Regions from separate parts of the Mus musculus genome. Here all the other regions are linked to region 5. The links are chromatin loops, found by intact Hi-C in ENCODE. Cell type or tissue: heart. All regions are shown on one strand. Region 1 holds the start of 4930518J21Rik (RIKEN cDNA 4930518J21 gene). Region 2 has its middle 41 kb from the start of Hpgd. Region 3 holds the start of Hpgd (hydroxyprostaglandin dehydrogenase 15 (NAD)). Region 4 has its middle 9.5 kb from the start of Hpgd. Region 5 overlaps Glra3 (glycine receptor, alpha 3 subunit).

What was found. Hi-C counts contacts between places; a loop is a spot of excess contacts. Peaks named below come from ENCODE experiments on the same cell type or tissue, not always from the same donor. Only the 100,000 strongest peaks of a DNase experiment are listed, where the experiment ranks them.
Region 1: it touches region 5 in a loop (7-fold over the local background); 35 of 42 quality-filtered maps call a loop at or near these places.
Region 2: a loop joins it to region 5, with 2.3 times the contacts of the local background. A loop is called at or near these places in 3 of 42 quality-filtered maps.
Region 3: a loop joins it to region 5, with 2.2 times the contacts of the local background. A loop is called at or near these places in 3 of 42 quality-filtered maps.
Region 4: a loop joins it to region 5, with 2.4 times the contacts of the local background. A loop is called at or near these places in 3 of 42 quality-filtered maps.

The regions. Positions count from the first base shown.
Region 1 is chr8:56,483,722-56,488,721 of GRCm38, reverse strand. It overlaps 4930518J21Rik (RIKEN cDNA 4930518J21 gene), which reads left to right and starts at 3,754. Exons shown (of 3, transcript NR_131020.1): 1 at 3,754-3,945. In heart, a CTCF peak has its summit at 2,482 (motif pointing right); no DNase peak of the experiment used is centred here.
Region 2 is chr8:56,333,065-56,338,064 of GRCm38, reverse strand. No RefSeq gene overlaps it. Among named protein-coding and RNA genes, the nearest start is that of Hpgd, 41 kb to the right of the region's middle. In heart, no CTCF peak of the experiment used is centred here; a DNase peak (open chromatin) is centred at 2,234.
Region 3 is chr8:56,292,457-56,297,456 of GRCm38, reverse strand. Hpgd (hydroxyprostaglandin dehydrogenase 15 (NAD)) reads right to left here and starts at 2,905. Exons shown (of 7, transcript NM_008278.2): 1 at 2,745-2,905; 2 at 2,395-2,518. The coding sequence starts at 2,837. In heart, no CTCF peak of the experiment used is centred here; a DNase peak (open chromatin) is centred at 2,906; H3K4me3 peaks cover 1,369 bases; H3K27ac peaks cover 582 bases; H3K27me3 peaks cover 943 bases.
Region 4 is chr8:56,282,599-56,287,598 of GRCm38, reverse strand. No RefSeq gene overlaps it. Among named protein-coding and RNA genes, the nearest start is that of Hpgd, 9.5 kb to the left of the region's middle. In heart, no CTCF peak of the experiment used is centred here; a DNase peak (open chromatin) is centred at 2,398.
Region 5 is chr8:56,060,602-56,065,601 of GRCm38, reverse strand. Glra3 (glycine receptor, alpha 3 subunit) reads right to left here. Exons shown (of 10, transcript NM_080438.3): 5 at 3,089-3,171. Among named protein-coding and RNA genes, the nearest start is that of Glra3, 120 kb to the right of the region's middle. In heart, a CTCF peak has its summit at 2,336 (motif pointing left); no DNase peak of the experiment used is centred here.

The sequences.
Region 1 (5,000 bases), 420 kb before region 5:
TGCCTTCTCTTGGAGCATCAGAGAAACTTAATTTCTATGCCCTTACTAAATATTTTTCTCTGTCTTTTAAAACTGGGTCAGTAGAGATTTTGGCAATAAATTTTTCCAGCACTCAGGCCACTTTGAGCATTATGGAAATTGAATTACTTAGTCTCATGTGCTTCAGGGAGCAATGGCTTTCTTCCTTTTCATATTTGCATGTCCCAAATTTGCTTGTAAACTGTAAGATATAATTTAGCACGAATTGCTTTTGAACCTTAGTGGTTAAAACAGCCTCCCCCCGTTCTCTTTTCTCCTCCCTTTTCTTCTTCTTCCTCCCCCCTTTTCACCTTCTTTTTCTTTTCTCTACCTCTGAAATGTGAAATTAGGGAAAATGGTAATACATTACGTTAGATTTTTAGGAGGTAAATGTTTATAATAAAACATTTGCCATAACAAATTCCCCAAATACTTCAGCTCATGAATTCCTTTCAATACTGTTTTGCAGAAATGGACTTGGGATAAATGGAAAATTCATTCAGGATTTGGGACGTGTAAGTTCACCCTAAAAGTTAAATTTCATTTTAAGTTAAATTAGTTTAACTTCATAAAAATGGCTAAGGTCCTATAGGGAGCTGATCAAGCCCAGCCAAGATGTAATTGTGGATGTCTCTCCCAAAATACTTCCTCCGCCATCTACTGATTCGCTGTTCAAATCCTTACCTAAAGGAAACATCTGGTATGAATTTTTTTTTAAAATGGGGGGGGGGGAGGTGTTTTAAAATACTAAATAACTTTCTGTGTTTTTTCCTAGTTGACTGTAGAAAAAATCTCTTATAAGCATCACCTGTCAATAAAAAAGATGATGGCCAATGAGCTGAGGCAGGAAAGAGGAGGTGGGACAATGTCAGGAAGAGAGAGGATTCTGGGAAATAGTGAGAGAATAAAAGGGAGATTTGCCCAGAACCTGGGGGAGATGGAAGTAAAGGCGTACGTAGCTGAACTCATGAGAGAATAAGGAGAGATACTGAGAGAGATTAGAGAGAGAAGCTGAGGGAATGCTGAGGAGACACAAAGAAAGAAATGGACGGGGAACTGAAAAGAACTAACTAAGTGGTAGATAAAGAATAGTTTCAATAAGTTAGGAGCTATTCAGGGAATGAGCCAAAGCTTGTGGACAACATATTTAATAATGAACAAATCGTCTTAGTGTCACCATTCCGGTAGCAAGGGCTGGCAAGGAAAAATGGATTTTATTTTTCTTTTCTTCTTTTTATTTTTTACAGTTGAAGTTTTGTAATATTGGTGAATTTCATTTTTTCTTATAAAAATTAGCTCATCTATACCTTTACATTTATTTTGTCACAGGCCTGTCATGAGAATTCAGCTTGTGCTTGCTTGACTAAAAGGTGCCAGTTCAAGGTGCTCGGTGAGTGGACTTTAACAGAGACACAGGAACAACTGGGCAGGGGAGAGAATCTTCGTGCAAGCAGCATAGGAGAGTTAAATGTAAGAAAAATAGCAGGAGGTAAGGCCTTTAGGATTTCTGATCCAGGGTTATTAAAAATGACACCACCCAGGGCTGAAAAACATATTTCAGTGAAATCCTGACTCTGATCCCTGGTGCTAAGCAAACTGGTGGCAACAATGCCTTTAGTCTCAGCATTTTGGAGATGGGAGCAAGAAGATCAGAAGTCCAAGGCCAGGTGGGAACTTTCGTGATCTTGCCTAACAACACAACACAACACAAAACAAAACAAAACAGAGCCTCCAAGTAAAGACGGCTTGAAAAGTATCATACTTACATTTTTGATTGACTAGACCCAAAATGAGAGTGTGTGCTGAGGAAACCCTTTTAAGGAAGCAGGACGACAAGCTACACAACCATGGGGCATTTAAAAAAAAAATCCACCATTCTGGAGGAAAGAAGTGTACCTAGGATATCTAAGGAGCTCTCAGATAACGGTTTAAAAAGAAATGGCCAGAAGACAGACATTTCCCAAAGCAAAAACATGGATAGCAATAAACATGTAACATAATGTTCATCATTGCGAGTCATTAGGGGAAAGCCATTTAAAAATGCCTCAGTCAGGGTCATCATTCCTTGCTATTGAGAATGGCCGAGACAGAACCATAGAACCCTGGCAAAATTCACTGCCAGCAGGAACCCAAACCTGAATAAGCACTTTCAAAATAGTTTGGAATTGTCATCATGGGAAAATATGGGTTGTTTCTGTCACATGCTGTGACTCTAGCCATTAAGAGTAAAGTCATTTAAAGAAACAACATAAAAATAGTACAATGGAAATATGCTGTTAACATATTCACTCAATGTTTCGTTGCAAAGAAGAAACTGACATTATTTGTAGTCATTATATACAACATAAATGTATAGTTTATTTTATTAGAATTTTAATGTCCAATGATTTCTGGTTAAAAATTATAAAGTATTTTAGGGCCAAACTTAAAGTGGTTTGTTTCAGGTTTTAGTTTAAAAATTCAGATGGCCACTAGATGGCAGAAGAGGCTTGTATTTTTGTTAACTTGCTTAAAAACAGGAAACGGGATTAATTTTGTTCTCTTAACAAATAAAAGGAATCTGTAATGATGGATATTACTGGTAACTGGCAAGGTTTAAATTGCAACTATAATATCAGTGTTGGTGTAAATTAAATAAGACATAATAAATAAAACCCACCGAAGGCACCACATGCAGAGTTAAACCTTGTAAAATAAACCAGGGCTAGCAGACTGATATTAAAAATGTGCACTTCAGAGCTTGACATTGAGCTTTGTCAGGGTACAGAGAATATTTGGTTTATAATCTTAATGGCTCTCAGAAATGTGCAGCCATTCCTTAATTTTTCTGTCTTCCCATTAATAATTTACCCAGAATGCAGCTGTTCTTCGCTACGGTTCTGGGAAACCGTCTTCTTCCTCTTTTAGATATAAGGATGAAAGTAGGCAAGTGAAAAGGAGCAAAATTCCGTGAATTTTATGATACCACACTTCAAATTACTCAATGGTTTTCAACTTGATGAAGTTGAGAGAAAAGGATCTATAGAACTTTTAGGAAACGCCCCTCGCGAGGGGCAAACTGAGACATTAACTTGAATAACTGCTGAGGTAGTCTGTGGAAGAGTGATAGCTTCGAGTACCTGAAGCCTAGGTTCAGCACCCCCCCCCCCACCCCCTCAGCATAAACCAGCTCGCAAACCTTTAATCCCAGCATTGAGCAGAGGTTGGAAGCAGGAGGATCTAAAGTCCAAGGTCATCGGCTACTTGGTAACGTTAATGGCCAGCCTGGATTCTGATACAGTATCAGAAGAAACAACCCTTCCCAAATAACCCTCAAACCAACAAAATCAAAAGCTTAGCCTCATCAACATGCATCATTCTAAATATACACTGTCAGCGGCGTGGCGGTGGTGTAGAGGCAGAGATGGGTAGACTTCTGAGTTTGCAGCCAACCTGGTCTACAGAGTGAGTTCCAGGACAGCCCGGGCTACACAGAGAAACCCTGCCTTGAAAAAAGAAAAACACAAACAAAACAAACAAACAAAACAAGAAACCCCAAATACACATTATCACCACGGACATTTCTGATGTATGTATTTGCATAGGTCCCGTTCCTGCGTTTCATTATAAGGACAGATTGAATGAGAAGGTAGGTAGTCAGCACTACACATGCCGGAGAGGGACAGTGACGTATCTACTGAGAATTCATAGGAGGATTCTCTATTCTAAGTAAGATTCTTCCAAGGAGATGAGTTCAGATGGAATTCAGGTGGAACCTCTTTCGGAAAGCCCAGAGAGGGAATCGTGCACAGGAGATTCAGCATCTGCCCAAAGAACAAAGGAAATCCCTTATTTTAGTGGCCTTTAAAGGAGAGAGTTCTCCTAGTTAGAGGGAAGGGGCTTCTGAGGGTAGCAACTTTGTGACAATATTAGACAGGATATGAAGAGGTAAGTCACAAAGGTAATCTTAATGTCCCGTCTTCCAACAACCTTTAGAAATAAGCATTTACTTTTATAAATGAAGCCACATTGAATATGTTTGAGTAAGTGTCCTTGTGGTAGGATGGAACACCCTTTGGGTATACGTCCAAGAATGGTATACTTGGGTCTTCAGGTAGATTGATTCTCAACTTTCTGAGGAGCCGCCATATTGATTTCCACAGTGGTTGTGCAAGTTTGCACTTCTACCAGCAATGGAGGAGTGTTCCCTTGCTTCACATCCTCATCAACATGAGCTGTTATTATGAGCTGTGTTATAGATCTCAGCTTTTCTGACAGGTATGACAGGTTTTATTTCATTTCTTTGATGGCTACGGATGCTGAATATTTCCTTATGAGTTTCTTAGCCATGTGAGTCTTTTCTCATTCAAGAATTCTCAGTTTGCATCTGTATCCTAGTTTCTAGTTGTGCAATTTGTTTTCTTGATACATAGTTTTTCTGAGTTCTTTATAAATTTTGGACATGAGTCGTCTATTGGATATGGAGTTGGTAAAATCGTTTTCCAGTCTGTAAACTGTCATTTTGTCCTATTAATGGTGTCCTTTGCCTTACAGAACCTTTGCAGTTTCATAAAGTCCCATTTGTTAATTGTTGGTCTTGGGGACTGTGCTAATGATGTTCTGTTCAGAAAGTTATATGTTGTGCCAATGTGTTCAAGGCTATTCTCTACTTCCTCTTCTATCAGGTTCAGTGTATTTGGTTTTATGTTAAGATATTTTATCCATGTAGAGTTGAGTTTTATGCATAGTGATAGTATGCATCTCTTTGGACTCTTCTAAAACTGCTGTCTAGTTTCATCAGCCACAATTTTGGAGATCCTGTTTTGTTTTGTTTTGTTTTGTTTTGTTTTGTTTTGTTTTGTTTGCTTTTTTGTTGTTTTTTTTTCCCAGTCGTTTGTCTGGCTTCTTTATCAATAATTAGCTGTCCACTGGTGACTAGACTGATGTCTGGATCTTTAGTTTAATTCCATTGATCAGTGTCTGTTTTTGTACCAATACCATGT
Region 2 (5,000 bases), 270 kb before region 5:
CACCATTGCATACACTAGCAAGATTATGCTGAAAGGACCCTGATATAGCTGTCTCTTGTCAGAGTATGCCTGGGCCTAGCAAACATAGAAGTGGATGCTCACAGTCGGCTATTGGATGGATCACATGGCCCCCAATGAAGGAGCTAGAGAAAGTACCCAAGGAGCTAAAGGGATCTGCAACCCTATAGGTGGAACAACATTATGAACTAACCAGTACCTCGGAGCTCTTGACTCTAGCTGCATATGTATCAAAAGATGGCCTAGGCGGCCATCACTGGAAAGAGAGGCCCATTGGACACGCAAACTTTATATGCCCCAGTACAGGGGAACGCCAGGGCCAAAAAGGGGGAGTGGGTGGGTAGGGGAGTGGGGGTGGGTGGGTATGGGGGACTTTTGGTATAGCATTGGAAATGTAAATAAGCTAAATACCTAATAAAAAATGGAAAAAAAAAGAAAACTTCACATTGTCTTAAAGGTTAAAAAAGTTATTCCTATATGTCTCCAACAATAACTGCATTTTAATGCGGGCACTGATACAACCAAATCATCATTTTGGAAGTGGAGAGTTTTTGATAGAAAGAAAAGTAAGCTGTGGGTTTTGCCTGTTGCTACCATCTCAAGTTCATTCTGTAACTCTTTTACCTGTTTTCTCCAAATAGATTCAGAGATCTTGCCTATGAGATGCCACGTGCTTATCAACTAGTGATGGAAAACAGTGAGACTTGCAACCAAGAATGTGCAAGACAGCTTCCTGGTGTAAATTTTTTTTTGCCACTATAATTATGAATAACTTCCATAGCTCTGTAAATGACCTTTTTTGTTTTCTGAGTGTAGGATTTTATGGTCTACTCCATTTGATTCAGAAGCTCCAAGTTTCTTTCCTGAATTGCATTACTAATTTGTAGGTCGGACACTGGGATGTGGAGTAAATAATGAGGAAAATGCAGCTTTTGTAGCTCTTACGGCCTCAGAAATTTTGATATTTTACCATGCTTAGTCTACTTTTGCCAGAAGCCCAGAGGTCAGGCTGCTGGCAGAGATGATCTGGAAACGAGAAACCTCAACAGTGCCGCGTAAACTATTTTCTGATTAAACAAAGTAAAGCGAGAAGGTCAGTTTTCAAACACCGGAAGCATTTGAACTTACTGTGCTGGCAGATAGCTTCTGTGGTTCAAATGAGGTCCGTGTGGCCTCCCTAGATCCAACCCATAAACTGGCCCTTTAAAGGAAGAGTTTTGATTGCTAGCAATTTTACACAGCATCATTTTCTCTCAATACTATAATTTTATTCCTCCAAAGTATTTTCTTAAGTTGTATTTTGAAAATAAAACATTAGATTAATATAAAATTATGTTAGCTTTATACTTTAATGTATCATCTCTTCCCTTTCTTTCTGATTTGGGCTTAGAAGAAAGTGAAAATAATTACTTCTTTTTAAAGACAGATTTGCATATGCCCTTATGTCCCAGGATGCCCTGCAACTCTTTCTGTATTTTTTTTTAATTGAGCTCAACAAGGACAACAATAGACATGCTAATGTGGATGTGGAAAATACTCAGCCAGCTTCAACATTATATAAAGAACTATAGGCAATTGGGGATATGTTTGAATTTGTCATTCTTCTATATTTACTTCCAAAGTAGTGTGACTGAAAAGGTGAGCCACCACTGATTTATGTACTACTTGAAGGAGAGGAGAGGTCTAACTTCATGGATGCTGGGAAATCACTTTACCAATTGAGCTACACATCCAGCCTCAAATATTTATTTTTAATATTTTTATCCTAGGGAAAAATCGCTTTCTTAAAGTGTCTTTTATGAAGATTTTCTTCCAAAGTACATAGGAATACCTAGAAGTAAATCCAAAACTTAAATTTATTTGGTGTGCTAGAAGAAAAAAAAAACGGTACCAAAAGATGTAGCAAAGGGACAACAGACCTTGGGAAAGTAAAATTGATTAACTACAACTGGAAAGAGCTTTGATTATGTCTAGATGCTGTCCTAGTAGTACTGAATCATCACTTCTGGTGACACGAGTAGGGAATTACATGGAACTCGTTAATTTCCAAACTGGATGGAAAATGCAGCAGAGAAGTCATGCACACACCTTGTAAAGACAGATTGCCAAGAAAATCAATGACTGGTACGGCAGGGCGGGGCGAGGGCTGAGGAAAAGAAGTAGGGAGGGAGCTTCAAGCTTAGAACACGGTGTCTCTTTAGGTTGTTTGTGGCAAGCTTAGGGCATGAACTCACTGCTAGTTCTAGAACGTGTTCTTAAGGTCTTGCCAGTTGTTGGTGTCTGAGTTCAGACTCGGGTAGATAAGTAGTCCAAGACTGAAGACAAAATGCATCATCACTCTCAACCCAGGACTAGCACTGGCAAGTGGCAAATCGGACAGGAGGTCATTTCCTTATTCCCTTTCTTTACTTCTGCCTGTGTGCATTATCTGGTTCTATTCATATCTGCTTCCTTTGCAAGCTCTCGTGTCCCAGAACACTTTCTTCCTTGCCCTTCCTCCAGCAGATAAACTTTGTATTCTGTTTCCTTCGGGTTTTTATCTCTGCTGGGGAGAGTCTGATAAAACTAACATGTGCTGAGCTGTTTAATGTCAAATAATAGCTTCTATCTTGCCCATCAAAGATTGTAGTTTTGTATGCTAAGAACTTTCAAAGTCTCAACTTGAATGAACAAGGGTAGGTATTTTATGCAATAGAGGCGCTGGTTAGTAGATTGAAAATTTTAAATCAAGTAATGTCTAAAATGATTCATTCACCTTTCTGGGCATACTTTTCAAACCTAGTATCGAGCATTTATAAAATACAGTTGAATAGTTGAATTGACTACTTGATTTTCATTAACTTGTTACTTTTTCCCCCACTTGGTATTCCTCTTGATTAAAAGTACCTAGTTGCTCCCTCCCCCATCACACATATATAAGGCACTGTCACTGGCAGGAAGCTTTTAAAGTTTAAAGACTGGGTCATTTTTAGTTCTTCTTCTTCTTCTTCTTCTTCTTCTTCTTCTTCTTCTTCTTCTTCTTCTTCTTCTTCTTCTTCTTCTTCTTCTTCTTCTTCTTCTTCCTCTTCTTCTTCTTCTTCCTCTTCTTCTTCTTCTTCTTCTTCTTCTTCTTCTTCTTCTTCTTCTTCTTCTTCTTCTTCTTCTTCTTCTTCTTCCTCTCTCTCTTTCTCTCTTTCTCTCTCTTTCTCTCTCTCTCTCTCTCTCTCTCTCTCTCTCTCTCTCTCTCTCTCTCTGTCTCCCCCTTTCTCCTGCTTTGTGCTTGCAATTTATGACATGAGCTTTCAGTTTGTTGCTCCAGTCACCATGCCTGCTTGCTGTCGTGCTTGCCTGGCTTGATAGTGAAGGTCTCTTACCCCTATGAAACTTTAAGTTCAAATGAATCTTTCCTTAAATAAGTTACCACAGTCATGGTATTTTACCATAGCAATAGAAACGTAAGTAATATACTTATTTATTTTGTAATGATAGGCACAGACAAATTAACTTTCTACTCAACTAGTGTGTGTGTCTGTGTGTGTATGTCTGTGTGTGTGTGTGTGTGTGTGTGTGTGTGTGTTCATTTTTGTCTGTTTGTTTCTGTGTTTGTTTCTTCAAATTCTACACATGAGGGCAAAATATCTGCAATATTTTTTATTTCTGTCAGACTGATTTCAGATGGCATTTTGGACATCAAGCTTCAGGCTTACTGGCATAAATGGCAGACTTTCCTTGTTCTTATGACTGAATAATATTCCTGGGCATGCTGCATTATTAACGTGTCAATATACACAGGTTATTTCTATATTTTTTCTATTGGAAATACTGCTTCAACAAACAGGAGAATCACTTGTCTCTTTGAGATAGCAATTTCATTTCACTTGGATGCACATGCAGAAGTATATTGATATATCACTCCTTAAATGGTTCATCTACAATGCTATCCCTATACCTAAGGCTCAGGGACCATAACAGAAGAGGGACCGGAGAGTAGTGAGAGCCAGAGGACCAAGACTTCTGCTATGAGACAATGTCTTTTGAAGTTAACAAGGAGCTGCCTTCAGGAAATCACAACTATATGGTCACCCAAACAAGACAAGTACAATGACAACAGCGCTTGACAGCTCATTAAGAGCTTACTTAATGTAATTCTTACATTAATTAAGAATTTTTACAAGTTCTTTCCATAGAATGAAGAGTTATAGGCAGTTAACTGACACTGAGAGAGGGATACTATGTGTTCTCCAGGGGCGAGACCCTCTGATAGGTTATCTAATCCCACATGGCTAGTTCTTAACACATGAGATACACTAAATAGACTCAGCAGGATATTTTACATGTTATATACATATATAATGTATATTTGTGATAATAATTACCTGGGTGATGAGCTTGAGGAGAGTAAGAGGAACATGGGAAAGTTAGAAAAGTGGAGGTGATGAATATACAATATTCATGTGTAAAATGTTCAAAAATAAAATAAAATAAATGTAAAAATACTGGTGACAAAGGACTATGTTATGACAAAATCCACTACTTTGTATGCTAACATAAAAATTATTAAAGTATTCCAAGGAATGGGCAGATTATGTGAAAGATTTACTTTTATTATTTTTACATAAAAATTAAGTATTTATTTATTTATCACTTCTGCATATGTGTTTGGTTACATGTGCAACAGTACATGTGTGGAGATCAGAGGACAACTTGTGGTTGTCAGTTCTCTTCTGTTATGTGGGTCTCAAAACTCAGGTTATTTTTTGGGCAAGCACCCTTACTCTTCAGCATCTTGGAGGCCCATCTCTCTGATTAGTTGACCATTTATATTTTATTTGAATTCTCTGCATACTTTATAAATCAGTTTTTTAAAATGTTATTATTATTATTATTATTATTATTATTATTATTATTATTAATTTTTTGTATCGGGTTGTGCAAATTTTTATCAGTTTAGCATATTGATACCTTATCAAATCTATGGGTTGTAAATACTCGATCTAATTTCA
Region 3 (5,000 bases), 230 kb before region 5:
CCAGGGCTATATACAAAGAAATCCTGTCTCCAAAAACCAAAAAAAAAAAAAAAAAAAAAAAAAAAAAGAATCTCTGCTGTTTAATAAGTAAAAGTTGATGCTTTATTCAGTCAATTTCATTGTGTTAATCTGCTTTCATGTTTACTATTTCATTCTTCTTTCCTATTATCATTGCTAGTTTACAGTATTATGGCTTTGTATAAAGCGGTGTTTATTTGAGAAACTTACTATAGATTCCCAGACCTGAATCTTACTCATTTCAGTGTCTTACGATATATCAAAGACTTGAAAACCCTCAACAGCTAGTTCAAAGAGGGCGTCACCTAACCTTAGGAAACTCGGACTTCTTAAAGCAGTCTCTTATATACTTCTAAAGATTTGACAAGTTCCATGGTCATTTTCAATCTATCTCTATTACTTCAGACTGCAGCCAACTATCTTTTTTCTTTCCTATGGAAGATGTGTATTCTTAGGCCTGCAAGTGAACATATGGGTTCTTTGAAATAGATAGATCAACCCAAAATTTATCTTGACTGAAATAAATTCAAAAAGTTATTAACAACCATCAAAGGTGATTGTTAAGCATATTGACAAAGCTTTGCATAAGCATCATTTTATACTTACTAAGCCAAGCCGGAAACCAAAACTAAAAGTGATATATAGTGATATTATATATATCATTTATATTTCAGTGCAACTTTAAAACAGTTCCTTAAGTCGTAAATTGGTTCCAGCAAATGTCTAGGTTTCATGTCTAGGTTTAATTTTCTTCCCTCCTGGAAGCCACTGGTTAGACTTTTACTAAAGTGTCCTATGCTGTCTGCTGTCTGACATCTCATTGAGATTTCAGCTCAAGTGACTTAGAAGTTTAGCTCCTTCTGTCATGTACATGCTATGATCCTCTTTATAATTTGTCTGAACATTTTGTGCTATTCTGGTTTGCTGATTTTCACCATAACGTATCTAGATGGGCTGCAGGAACCCTTTCAGCTCTGTGTCTTTATGAGCCCAATGTATCTAAACAGTCTTAAAAGTTGTGGGCAGCCCTAAGTTCTGAAGTTTCAAGAATCCTTTCCTTTTATGTATGAGGGTCTCTAAACAAGGTGGGGACTTCTTATGATAGACAGGTCTTCTGGGCCATTTACTGTGTGCTTGAGGTTCCTTCACAATCACTTAATGTTTAAGGAATATATTCGTAGACATGATACTCATTTTAAATACTGGCAGAATAACACATTAAATACCATGCGTGAAGCCATATAATTTATCTTTACTGGTCCCTAGTCCAGTAGCATGAATGTTGGGACTGGGCATGACTGTCATTGAAACTAAATGATATAGTATCAATAAAACCATTCTCTGGCAAAGGATGTTCTATTATGACTTCTCTTAAAGATCTCTTCTACTCATAAAGGCTACCTCTACTATCGGACAGATTAGCATTTTCAGATGTTAATGATGTTCTCTTTAATCCAATTACCCCTATCTTAGGTCCACTGTCTTCTAATGGATCCGTCCATTTTTATTCATAGGGTATATTCTAAGATGTAAGAAACCTAAGATCTCAGGATTCCATTGATAGACACTGTAGAGCAGGTTGGGTTTGTATTCTGACTTCCAGATTAAAAAGGTGCCTACCGATTTACTTTGTTTATTTGAACAATGCCCTTTGAAACATCTTTTTTTTTTCTATATTTTCCTGGAGAAATTATCTTTAGGGAAATCCTTTGAGCCCTCTATACAGCCAGTGTGCATTGCTGATGACAATATTCTTCCTGACATTTCACAAGTAGATGGATCTATTTTAAGAGACCACAGAAAAACAGGAAAACATTGGGGAAAAGCGATAGAGCCTTTTCTTCTTTAATTCTAAAGAAGAAGAAATTTAACGCCATACAGTTATTATTTTAAGTGCCATCTTAGAGGGGAAACCGAGCAAAGATCTGGCTAAAAGCAATTGCTTTGCCTGTGACCATGACCTGGAACTTGGCGTCTGAAGTGTCTAAGCGAAAGGCACGCTGAGTTTGATTGTTATTGGAGAAGTCTTCCAGCTCTCTGAGAACTGCTTGCCATAGTTCCGCAGCCTGTCCCCCTCACTGGGTAATTAACTGTAGCAGCACTGTCTTCGAATACACAAAAGATTTGATTACATTCTGTGCTGCCAAGTGGCTAAAACAGAAGGATTTCTTAGGCAGTCCTGTCTTACTTTTTATGTCCATTGGGTTATCAGAAAGAAGCACAGAAATTCAAACTATCCATTGGAGTTAGAAGGTCACAGCTTCCCGTGAGAGAGCGTTGCTGGCTCTCAGCCTTGTCTGCTCCTACCTGGCAGTCAGGTTGCTGCTTGCACAAGGTGTGTTCCCGAGTCTATGGATTGATTCCCCAACGTCTTACCTCTCAGTTGTTTCTGGTCAGCCACATCACACTGGACGAACAGTGTCTTCTGAGGTTCGAACTGCTCATCTAGGGCAGCTTTACATTTTACACCTGCCTCAAGATTCCAATCCACCAATGCTACCTACAAACAAGAAAAGAGGGAGCGGGTCTCCTATGAAGGAAACAGCCGCCACCAAGCCACAGACACACAAGCAATGGATAAAAAAGACGCTCCCTTCTTAGACCTCAGAATGTGCTCATCCAAGTTCGGGTTCTCTGCCAGCAGCGTTGGAGGTCGGCTTGCGAGCCTGGGGCTCGGCACCCCAGGGGCTCCGGCGGCGTGTGGGTGGACACGGAGAAGTCCTTACCTTGGCGCCATGGAGCAGCAGAGCCTCAGCGAAGGCTTTGCCTATGCCCTGTGCCGCGCCGGTCACCAGAGCCACTTTGCCGTTCACGTGCATGGCGGGTCGCGTCTCTGCGGGTGGTGGGCGAGCTCAGAGTCTGGACGCCGCAGCAGCTTTTATAGCCCACTCCGTGCGCGTGTGCAGCGGCCCTAGGAGCTCTCTTGCCAGTGGGCGGGGATGAAACTGTCAAGCCAGCGCCTAGGAAACCGACATTGTGTCACCTGCCCCTGAGCACCAGGGTAGGGTCGGCGCACAAGGTGATCTTTGCCTTCTAGGCTTTCAGCTGTTGCAGATTCCCCAGCAGGAATTTTCCCCAAGCCTCTGGCTGCATGAACACAGTGAGCTAAGAGAGGAAAAGCTGAAAGGAAGGAAGACAAACTTTCTGGAAAAGTTTCTTGAACGACTCAAAAGTTAATCTTACAGGAGAGAAGAGAAGAGGCTTGGAAACTTGGATTTCTCCTCACAGCCTCAATAAATATTAAATTAAAAGCAAGCAAAAGAAGGAATCAAAAACAATATTTTAAGGGGCGTTGCTGTGCACGTGTGTGTGTGTGTGTTAAGCTTTTTCATAACTTCTCATTTCATAAACAAATATAGTTATGGGCTTGGGGTGAGTGAGGATAACGCTTTTATTTACTGACGTTTTGTACAAACAGTGAGCACAAGAGTTTAATTTTGCTCTGACTCCCAAAACCTGAATCGTGTTCCAACGCCAGAGTTTTAAGAATCTTCCTGGAGTTTCTGTCTCAGATCAGTGTCCATTGTGTGTCATATTGAACTGTCCTTAGTCATGCCAGCATCAGTGGTAGCCTTGCATATTGTGATTTTGATGGAAGTTTACTTGCTGGACCACCTTGGCTCCTATGGCTCAGTAATCCAGATTTGGTATTGAGGTCCCCAGACCTGCAGGAACTGGAGCCCTGACTTTATGCCAGGGTGACTGTTTGCCAGGACACGAGTCCACTGACTAAGTCCCTTTCTCACGTTCACAGCGGCAGGCTTCAAAGTGCGTTCTGTCAGTTTAATTCATTGGCATTTATTTTCAGGCACAAAGACATCTGAGCACGCGGGAAGCCCGAGATTAACAGCAGAATGAGTTCTTTGTGTACTTTGCCTGCTTAGTGAAGGAAGCCTTGGTGAATGTGCCCGGTTCCTCAGGGAAGTGTTTGGAGAGGCTGCAGAAAATACAGAGTTGGTGTTAAGCCAACTGGTTTCAAAGTTGCCTTGAAACTAGATCTTGAAAAAAAATGCTGAGAAGATAGGAACATATTTATATCCAGCATTGTACTGAGAAGGGGAAGTAGAGGCACTGTATTTTAATTTTTTCTTTATTCTAGAGAATTTCATGCACATATACAAGGAAATATGTCTTGCTCCCTCCAAGTTTCCTCAGATGCCCGAACAACCCCTCCTCTCTTATTGTTTTTTTTCTCCCAAGTAAACTGCTAAGTTCAGTTAGTCCTACCCGTATACATTTGGGTGTGGGACTCGTCACTGAAACTCACCAGTGGGTGTATGTAAGGGCTTGATGTTGAATGAGAACAGCAGAGACAAATAAGAAGAAGACAGGCAAATAACAGAAAGCCAGGGCTGAAGGCTTGAGAAAAAGAACACATCTTCACCAGGAAGGATTTGCCCAAAGCTAGAAAAACAAAGCAAAACAAACAAAACAAAAAACAAAAACAGCTACTGCACTATGAGTGAAGATGTCTGAAGAGCAGTGGCTTTGCAGCGCTCAACAGAGAGGAACCGTTCCAAAAGTCAAGTGGTCCCTAAAGCTTTGATGGAGATGAGCGCCACATTTGGCAAAAGGTTTTCAATCAGCTAGAGCAGTAATAGCCAGTATGAGTAAATTTAAAAGGCACAGCACCTGATGCGAAGTTTTAGGAGAAAGTGGCTGGTGAAGAGAGAGAGAGGTTGTTTTACTGTCAAGCCCATCATTATGGATCTAGGACCGGGTAGTCATTGGCGAGATTAGGAGGAGACTAAGTTTTCCTTTAAGAAAGGACAGGATTGGTTCAGACTAAAGAGACTGGTGTCATGAAAAAAAGAAAACAAAACCAAAACCAAACACCAAACAGCCAAACAGGAGTCTGAGGGTCTATGGTTGAGATTTCAGATGACGCGGAGGGTGTTGCTCTTCCCTTTATCGTGCCTCAGATTCCTGATTTGTTAAGTAAGACTTGAGCAACGCATGTGAAGCATTACCACAGGGCCTGG
Region 4 (5,000 bases), 220 kb before region 5:
TGAGTCTATCACGCATACATCACTTGTACGACTTACTCATCAGGTGTTTCACAAGCACCTGAACACTAACCCTCACTAGCTTCTGGGGACATATGAGCTGCCTGGGGACGTGGATGTTCATTTGGAAACAGACATGTGTGTGAGGGTTTGCATAGAGGAGCTCACCCCCCTGAGGTGGGGGAGGTGGGTCTCCTGCAGAAGGGTTATTTGTGTTCATACTAGAAGGAAGAGGAGAAAATGTGTTAGTGAAGACAGAAGGGGGGTAGTATAAACAGGGGTCTAAAGCTACAGTGCTGGAGAGAGTGAGAAGACTGTTTTCAATGAAATAAAACAGAAGCAAAAGCTAGACGTTGAGATATTGTTGGGGGATGGGGGAATGACAGAAGAGGATGCTGGGGAGTTAAACAAGGACCAGGACACTGAATAGTGTAAGCCAAGAAAATGGATTTCAGATTCCCCCTTCCCCAACACATAGCTGAATGTCACTGAATAGCTTTTAAAACCCAAGAGCTTTATCTTATTTGGTTGTTTGCAATTTTATGTTGGTGGCTCTCAGGGAATGAATGGTTGTCTAGGCAAAGACAGCAGGGTTGCTTACTGACTTACTCAGCTGCATTGCTTATGAAACATACAGTACTGGGAAGAAGCAAAGTAATTCAAGCAAAGTAATGGAATACATCAACATGATGCTGACCACAAACATTGACTTGACAGGACAGAGGCAAGGAGGAACATCAGCCGCTCACATCTGCATTTGCTGCTTTTGAGTTCGTCATATTTTTCACAATAATGAAATCAGTATGTTGTGCATAATACAGTAAGCTTGTACATTTGCTTTTTAGATCTAAGGAAGGAAACTTCTTTGTGCTTGGCTGAGCTGTTCCATCTTTGGGTCATAATTTATTCCTTTTGAACTGTTGGGCAGTGTCCTAGAAAAATCTCTTTGGATTGGCACTTTTTCTATTTGGCAATTCATCTGTCTTGGTCAGAGATGCGTAATCACATTAGTCTTTTCAAATTTCACAGTCGATGAGGAGAAAAGAAAATGCATGTTTTCCACACTTAAAGCATTGCATATAGTGTTTTCAAACCTTTTTATGCTTGGTAGAAACAATGGCTTCATTCGTTGAGAGTGTATTGGGATCCTTATCAGACAGGAAGATCTCTGAAGGTCATAGAAAAATTGACCCATAGCTCAGCCTCCTCAAGTGAACAATCAATCCAGAATATGACTATGTTGTCGATGGGCCATTAATAATATGAGAAATTTCCCAGCAGATATTAATGTCATCCTAGCTCTATAATACCTAATAACAGAGAAGGAGACTTTCAGTATCCAATTGCCTAGACATTGAAGAAATTCCTTGAAGTTTGTTTCTATCATTAATTCTTTAGATTTTGGAGGCAAGAAATTCATATTTTTAATTACAATTAAAGACTTCAAATACAATTTTGGTTGTCAAATTCAGAGTACACAAAAGACATTTAGAACCAGAAGCTGTCAGGAGCAGTAACTTGGTATTCTGGCAAATTTGCTGTAACCTCACCTGAAATGAATGAGTTACCTGACATTTACATAATCAAATTTGGTTTTCTCCCTCAATCTATTAGGGATCGGCTGCACTGTATCAGGTTGTCCTCTTCTGATGTCTCCTACCCATTTTCAGTCTCTGCTTTCAACTCTATGCTATGTTTGATGATTCATGATTTGCATGTTGGAGGATTTGAAATCCTTGCTCCAGTGGCCAGTAAAAGGAGTGAACACAGACAATGGGATTGAAAGGAGCAGAGTTTAGAACTCAGGTTACACCTGCCTGTTCTGTCTACCACCTCCTCTCTGATCTTCAAATACTGATGAAACCTCATAGCAACATAGTTAAAGCATTAGAAAAGTATATGGCAGTTGGATGTAGCATTTGTTAATGTGAGTCAGTTTACAATGTGTGTCTATTACATTGCATCACACAGCACTAAATGCAAAAATTAATATATTTGCAGACATTATGTGACAAGATTTTTTTTCCTGGAGAGACACAATACACTCATCTACACACATTAGATAGGGAGCCAGCAACCAACCAAAGTGCAGACACCATCAAAAACCAACTTGCTAAAGCAATGAGTTTTATAAGGATTGTTTACAGGAATGTGGGTGAAGGATTACCTAGGAGCAGATGTAACTTAAAGACAGTTGCATCACCAAAGCCCACCCCCCAGCATGTGAGTGACAGCTCGCAAAAGCTGGGAATGTGGAACACACTTCACACAGCCTTTGGGCATCTCAACCGACTGGAAAAATGCCTTTTCTGAGTGACTCAGTTGATCTAAACCCTTTCCAGGAAGCTGTTCCCAGGCTGCTGATCTGGTCTCAGAGTGTCCTTTGCAGCTTTTCTTGTCTGACAGTGACTCCAGCCTGTTGGCTTGTTTACTCCCAGGAGGAAAGGGCCTAGAGACTCTGGTCAGTTTCAGGGCCTTACCGAAGCTATTTTGAGTTGTTTACCCTCTGGTTTAAGGAGCTTCCCTGTAATGTGGAATATTTCAGTCTCATAGCAAATGTTATGCAACAGAATACGAGGAAGCTGAGCTTTATGTAGGACACCTCCTTAAGTCTGTGGCTTATGAAGAGTCACAACATACTGCCCCCTCCCCTGCCCCCAAGAGAAAAGGATTAGATTTACTCTTAAAATAACAAAGAACTTAAACATAAGTTTCTTTGAGCTGGAACTGGTTTGTATTTAAGAAGTGGAGTTTCCAAGGTGATTTAATGATAAGCAATGTAGTGGAGCGTGCTTTACAGTTTATTTGGTTCATGTTGTGAGTACTCTGTCACTGGGCTCGGAACACGCTGGATCTTCTGAAGCTGTCTTTAATCAAAACTTCCTGTTATCCTTTCATCTGCTTCATGGCTCACAATAGGCCACGTTTAATTGAGGGAGCCTGGGTGAATATATTTGTGAAGATTACTCTTTAAAAAACTAAAATGTTTGAAACTAAAAAACGTATATACACATCAAAACAACTCAAAGCTATTCATCTGAATCTTGGTGAAGCTTTGGAGAATTCTGGCTTGCTTGCATATTTACCCTGCTTTAGAACTGTTTTTCTAATTGACAATTTTAAATTTTATGTATGTATGACTCATGGTGCAGAGGATGGGACTCAGGGCCTCAGACATTCCAACCAAGGACTCTGCTGTGATTATACCCCTAACCCCAATGCTTTTTGAAAGTACACATGATAATTTACCATGTAGGATAAAAATAAATATACAAGTTAACTGTGGGAACATGAAAGGCAGCCTGTTTTCTGGTTGAGCTAGGTTTAAACCCTAGAGACCCAGCAGGTGTTCCTGCAAGGGAAGGAAGGTGTTTGCCTCTCCCCCAGACACTATGCTCCTGACACAAGGCCTTAGCTCTCCACAATTCTGTAGCCATCAGTCACACAGGGCAACGCCCCAAGCTCCTGATATCCAGTCTGGACTCCACTCCCACAGTTATCTGGCAAAAGCCATGTAGGCCTGACCCACTTTAAAAGGGGCTACTTGCCCCCTCCTCCCTCTCTTACTTTCTTACTCTTTCTCTTGCTTCTCTTTCTTGCCCCATCTCTCTTCATTCCCATCTCTTTCTCCATGTGGCCATGGCCACCCTCTACTTCTCTACTCTCTCCCTGTCTCTGCCTTTCTCTGCCTCTACTCCTTTCTACTGCTTCTTAGCTCCCCTTCCCAGATACTCCTCCCTGCAAAAGGTATTTAAGCTCAGGCCCATCCTGAGAAACTGGGGTAATTTTCCACTCATCACAACTCTCCTACATGACAATAAACATTTCAAAATCATGGGCTGTCTCTTCTCATTGGGATCTGCCATGCTGGAGCAATGGAGCAGGTCTTCCTCTAAAGAGCCATCACATCTCATGGAGGAGGGCCCCCTGCATTCTCAACCATGGTCTCTGCCAAGCTGTCCTCTGAACAAGCCTAGGACACTCTTGTCCCCTTGAGAACCAGTCGAAACTCTCCCCCCCTTTTTTTCCCTTCAGGCCCCAAAGAGGGTCCCCACTCCATTCTCATATATTCTGTGGCACCCAATGGCATCTGTGGTGCAGGAGAGTATCAGCTAACTCTGGCAGTTCTGCAGGGAACCCAGACTGCACTTCCCCACCCTCAGAGCAGGATCCTGCAGCTTCTCACAGCCCAATGGCCACCAAGTGGCATGGGATGCTTGAAGTCAAATTTCTCACATCCTGCCCGCCCAGTGGCTCAAGCCCTAGGCAGGACACCATTTTAATCCACAGTTAATGATAGACAAAACACCCATGGAAGGAGTTACAGAGACAAAGTTTGGAGCTGAGACAAAAGGATGGACCATCTAGAGACTACCATATCTGGGAATCCATCCCATAATCAGCTTCTAAACGCTGACACCATTGCATATACTAGCAAGATCTTGCTGAAAGGACCCAGATATAGCTGTCTCTTGTGAGACTATGCCAGGGCTTAGCAAACACAGAAGTGGATGCTCACAGTCAGCTATTGGATGGATCACAGGGCCCGCAATAGAGGAGCTAGAGAAAGTACCCAAGGAGATGGGGGCGGGGGGATCTGCAACCCTATAGGTGAAAAAACAATATGAACTAACCAGTACCCTGGAGCTCTTGACTCTAGCTGCATATGTATCAGAAGATGGCCTAGTCGGCCATCAGTGGAAAGAGAGGCCCATTGGTCGTGCAAATTTTATATGCCTCAGTACAGGGGAACGCCAGGGCCAAGGAGTAGGAGTGGGTGTGTGGGGGAGCGTATGGGGGACTTTTGGGATAGCATTGGAAACGTAAATGAAATAAATTCCTAATAAAAAAATAGAAAAAAAAGATAGACAAATCCCTACTGCTCGGTCCTACAGATTGTACCTGTAACTTTGTCAGTAATCTTAGATGTCTTGTCGAATTAGAAGTAATAAGAAAGAGACTTAGACTGGGGGGGGGGGGGGAATAAGAGAACAAGGCAGAGG
Region 5 (5,000 bases):
AAACCCAGTAGAGACACCACCCATCCACAAAACTTTCAACCCCAAATCTATATTGTCTACAAGTAATGCAGGCATGGGGAGGGGGAGCAGAAACTGAGGGACTGGCCAACCAATAACTGGCACAACTTGAGACACACTCATGGTCAAGCACCAATCCCTACCACTATTAATGATGCTCTGATATGCCTGCAGACAGGAGCATGTTGTCCTCTGAGAGGCTCCACCCAGCAGCTGACTCAGACAGTTGCAGACACCCACAATCAAACAGTGGACCACGACTGTGTTTACTCTGAGCTCCACAACCCAGCCTTCCCTCAAATACTGCGTTCTTCATTTGTCTCTCTTCCTCAGCTACTATTCATAGACTGCCAGACTTTGCTCTTTCTTTCCTTACCATCTAATCTTTTGCTTTTTCAGTTATTTAGAATTTAATTTTTAATCTTCATTATTCTAATCACAGCTGCCACTGTCAGCAAGAACACTGGCTCTATTTTCTGTTCTTTCAGTTTCATTCAATGTAGTTGCCATAGTGGATAGTTTAAAAGATATCTCTACAGCTTCCTAAGACAGGAATAAGTTTAATGTATCATCTATTACATCTTTCCTAGAATTTCTTCCTAACAACTTATAAATGAAAGGTTTCCTTAAGGGCATGTTCTTTGTAGTTATCTCCCTTTCTTTCTGGTAAATTCATCTAATTTCTTGAGCCAAAATTCACACAACTTTTAACAATTTAATTTGAGTTCTGTCTTTGGCAACAAACCTGAATATGCCAAACCCCAAATGTACTAATATTGCATTTGTTAATAGTCTTATAAATACTTCCTTTTTAGACTTTCCAATTGTTTCTTAATGTCTGTGACATGATCCTACTTATATGACTTTATGACACTTTTAACTCTGATTCACAGGTACACAGACCCTTTCATGTCCACATTATATTAATCATCTCCATTAATTATTGTTCTTTTCGCATTCATTCCCTAGTGTGTCTTTCCTTTTTTTCTTGTTCTATTTGTGGGGTAGATTATTGCTATTTTTACCTTGAACACGCAAAGCAAGTGCTCTGTCTACCACTGAATGATGTCACAAGGCCTCTGTTATGTTTTCATTTTGAAATAAAGGGCTCATTAAATAACCCAGGCTGGCTTTGAACTCATGAACCTCATACCTCAGACTCCCCAATACCGAAAACTACAGTTCTGAACCACAGTGCCCTATCTTGTTACTAGTTCCTATTCCTATTCTTGTAATATTATAAAAACACATTGCATAATCTTGGTTCATTGGTAAAATAATCTATGCGGTTATTTGGTGTAAGGACATGGCTACCTAATGAAAAATAGTTACTATGCAAATATGATGACCTGATTTTAACCATCTATGCTAGTAAATATCTGAATGTGCCTTCAAGCATAGGCTGGGGAGGTCAAGACAGGAAGAGATCTAGAGTTTTTGGTTTCGGGTAGCTAGTAGCCAAGTAAGTGAGCTCCAATCTAAAAATAAGTAAATAAATAAGGTAAGTATTGTAAGTAAAAAAAGTAGCAAATCAACCGAAGGAGACACCTGATATCTCTGGCCCCCATATGTGTACATCTCCATATACATGTGCACCCGTGTACACATGTGTTCACATATAAACATATGCATGCACATACATGTAATAAGAAAATATAAAAAAAATTGCCAAATAATTTTTTTGCTCCTTAAACTTTGAACAATTTTCCTTTGACCTCTAAATAACTTACAGTAGTCATGGAGCCAGTGATTTATATATATATATATATGTGTGTGTGTGTGTGTGTGTGTGTGTGTGTGTGTATACACATATATATAAATATATGATTTCTCTAAGTCTTACATTTTTCCTGTAAGATAATTTAAAATAAGATACTTTTAAGTAAGATAATTATGAAATAATTATCTTTTAATAAAATTTTATAAATTTGACTCAAGAAATCAGATGAATTTATGGAAAAAAAATTACTTAGTTTCTCTATGTCCTCCATTGGTCAAGATACAGAGTCAACTGTCATAAAGTTGCTCTTCTTTGTCGTACGAAGTTTGAATAATGCACTGCTAGGCAGTTTTCCTTCCTTCCTCCTCCATGAAACATCTAAATATCCCAGTTTTAGATTGCCTTGCTTTTCCTTCACTGATGTTTTCATTTTGTCCATGCCTGGCTTTAATATTTAAGAGACACAGAGTAAACCATTTACAAGTTAAAGACAAGAATTATTATCAGAGAAATAAATATTTATAAGCCCTCAAAAAGCAGTGCTGGATGGGGATAGAGGGTTGGGCCATGTTCCCCCACGAGTTTTGCACGCCATCTAGTGGCATGCCCATCTTACTACAAGGCTTGCCTATCAGACCCTGAACTCTGCAGATAAAATTTCCAATTTTCCTCAGGAAAGAGTTCAAATAGAGCTTTCTTAAAACCAAAAAACCAAAAAACATATATATATATTTCACTTTGAATAAACATCGTAAAGCATTTTACTGTGTACACACTAATTACTATGTACATATTTATCATTTGTGTACAATTCTATCATTTATATTACTACAAAAGTGTTAAATGAAGCACACTTCTGACACTTTGTTTAATGTTAGTGTTAATCAGTGATATTCATTTACCAGAAAGACATCTGAAGAAAACTTGAAAGCTTCGGTTAGTCTCCATACATTTAAAGTCCTTTCTCCTGACATGACCCATGGAGCATATTTAGCTAAAATGCCAAACACTCAACCTCATAGAAAAGTCTAAGGTAAGGAGGCAGGCAGCTAGTCACCTATGGCTCTTACTTATTGAATATTACCCAGACACTCTAAGAGATGGTTTTCACATCTAAAAATATGGGAATACGAATTTTTTAAATCTTATCTGATGTAGTATGCATAAAATGCTTGGACCATTTCAAGTTTTCAGCATATATAGATGTCAGTTCATATTCAATGATTTTCTTTTCTTTTATTCAATAGACATGTGCCCAGAAAATTATAAAATAAATTATCTGATCTAGCCACTAAAGACTTAAATTTACATTTAATAAATGCTCAGAAAAAGTAAGTCACTCTTACTTACAGCTTTCAAGTTGCATTATGCATGTTTGTACATCCATTGGGAAATTCTTGAGATCCATTGGACAGGAGAGTGTTAATGTCAACCTGAAAGGATGAAAGGAATTCTTTTAAAGGTGATTTACACTGACACATGCATCTTCTACTGTGTAGAGAAAGAAATTCTCATGTTGAGAGAAACTAAAACTGTGCAAATGAAAATTTCTCCAGGTTAAGAATGTTATTTAAGCACACTGAACACAGGAACAGTGGAGCAGCTGAGAAATCATCCTTCTGGTCTGACATCTGCACTTTCGTGCTGAGATTGTTTCACAGCCCACTGTGCACAGGTCCCACCAGGAGAAACCTGTTCTCCCAGGAGAGCCTTCACTTCTGAGCTCAGAGGTGAGAGAGACACTTTCTCTCCAATAACTATCTGAAGCACGGCCGTGAGGAGCACACAGGGTACAGGAACAGTGGAGCAGTTGGGACAGGATTGTTCTAGTCACCATCTGCACTGAGAGCCTTGGGCTGTTCTAGAGCTCTCAGTACACAAGTTCTGCCAGGAGAGATCAGATCTCCCAGGAATGCTGACACAGGCTTTCAGACCCACAGGAGAGACAAGGTCCAGCCAGAGACAGCAAGAACATCTAACACGAGGGAAAACCAGATAGTGAAAGAGAAACACAAAAATCTTACCAAAAGAAACCAAGACTACTAGGCATCATCAAAATCCAGTTCTCCCACCACAGCAAGTCCTGGATATCCCACCACACCAGAAAAGTAAGATTTGGATTTCAAATCATATGTCATGATGCTGATTGAGGATTTTAAGAAGAATATAAATAACTCCCTGAAATACAGGAGAACACAGGTAAACAGGTAGAAGCCCTTAAAGAGGAAACACTAAAATCCCTTAAAGCATTACAGGAAAACACAACCAAACAGGTGAAGGAATTGAACAAAAGCATCCAGGATCTAAAAATGGAAGTAGAAACAATAAAAAAAATCACAAAGGGAGACAACTCTGGAGATAGAAAACCTAGGAAAGAGGTCAGGAGCAAGCATCAGCAACAGAATATAAGAAATAGAAGAGAGAATCTCAGGCACAGAAGATACCACAGAAAACATTGACACAACAATCAAAGAAAATGTAAAATGCAAAAAGCTCCTAACCCAAAACATCCAGAAAATCTAGGATACAATGAGAAGACCAACCCTAATGATAATAGGTATAGAAGAGAGTGAATATTTTCAACTTGAAGGGCCAGTAAATATTTTCAACAAAACTATAGAAGAAAACTTCCTTAACCTAAAGAAAGAGACACCCATGAACATACAAGAAGCCTACAGAAAACCAAACACTTTGGAACATAAAAGAAATTCCTCTCATCACAAAATAATCAAAACACCAAATGTACAAAGCAAAGAAAGAATATTAAATGCAGTAAGGGAAAAGGTCAAGTAACATATAAAGGCAGACCTATTAGAATTACACCAGACTTCTTGCTAGAGATGATGAAGGCCAGAAGATCCTGGGCAGATGTCATTCAGACCCTAAGAGACCACAAATGCCAGCCCAGGCTATTATACCCAGCAAATCTCTTAATTACCATAGATGGAGAAACCAAGATGTTCCATGACAAAAACAAATTTACACAATATTTCTTCACAAATCCAGCACTTTAAAGGATAATAAATGGAAAACTCCAACACAAGAAGGGAAACTATACCCTAGACAAAGCAAGAAAATAATCTTCTTTTAAAAAACCAAAAAGAAAATATCCACAAAAACCATAATTCTGCCTCTAACAAAAATAATAGGAAGCAAAAATTTTTTTTCTTAATATCTCCTAATGTCAATGGACTCAATTCCCCAATAAAAAGACATAGACTAACAGACTGGTTATGTAAACAGGACCCAACATTTAGCTACA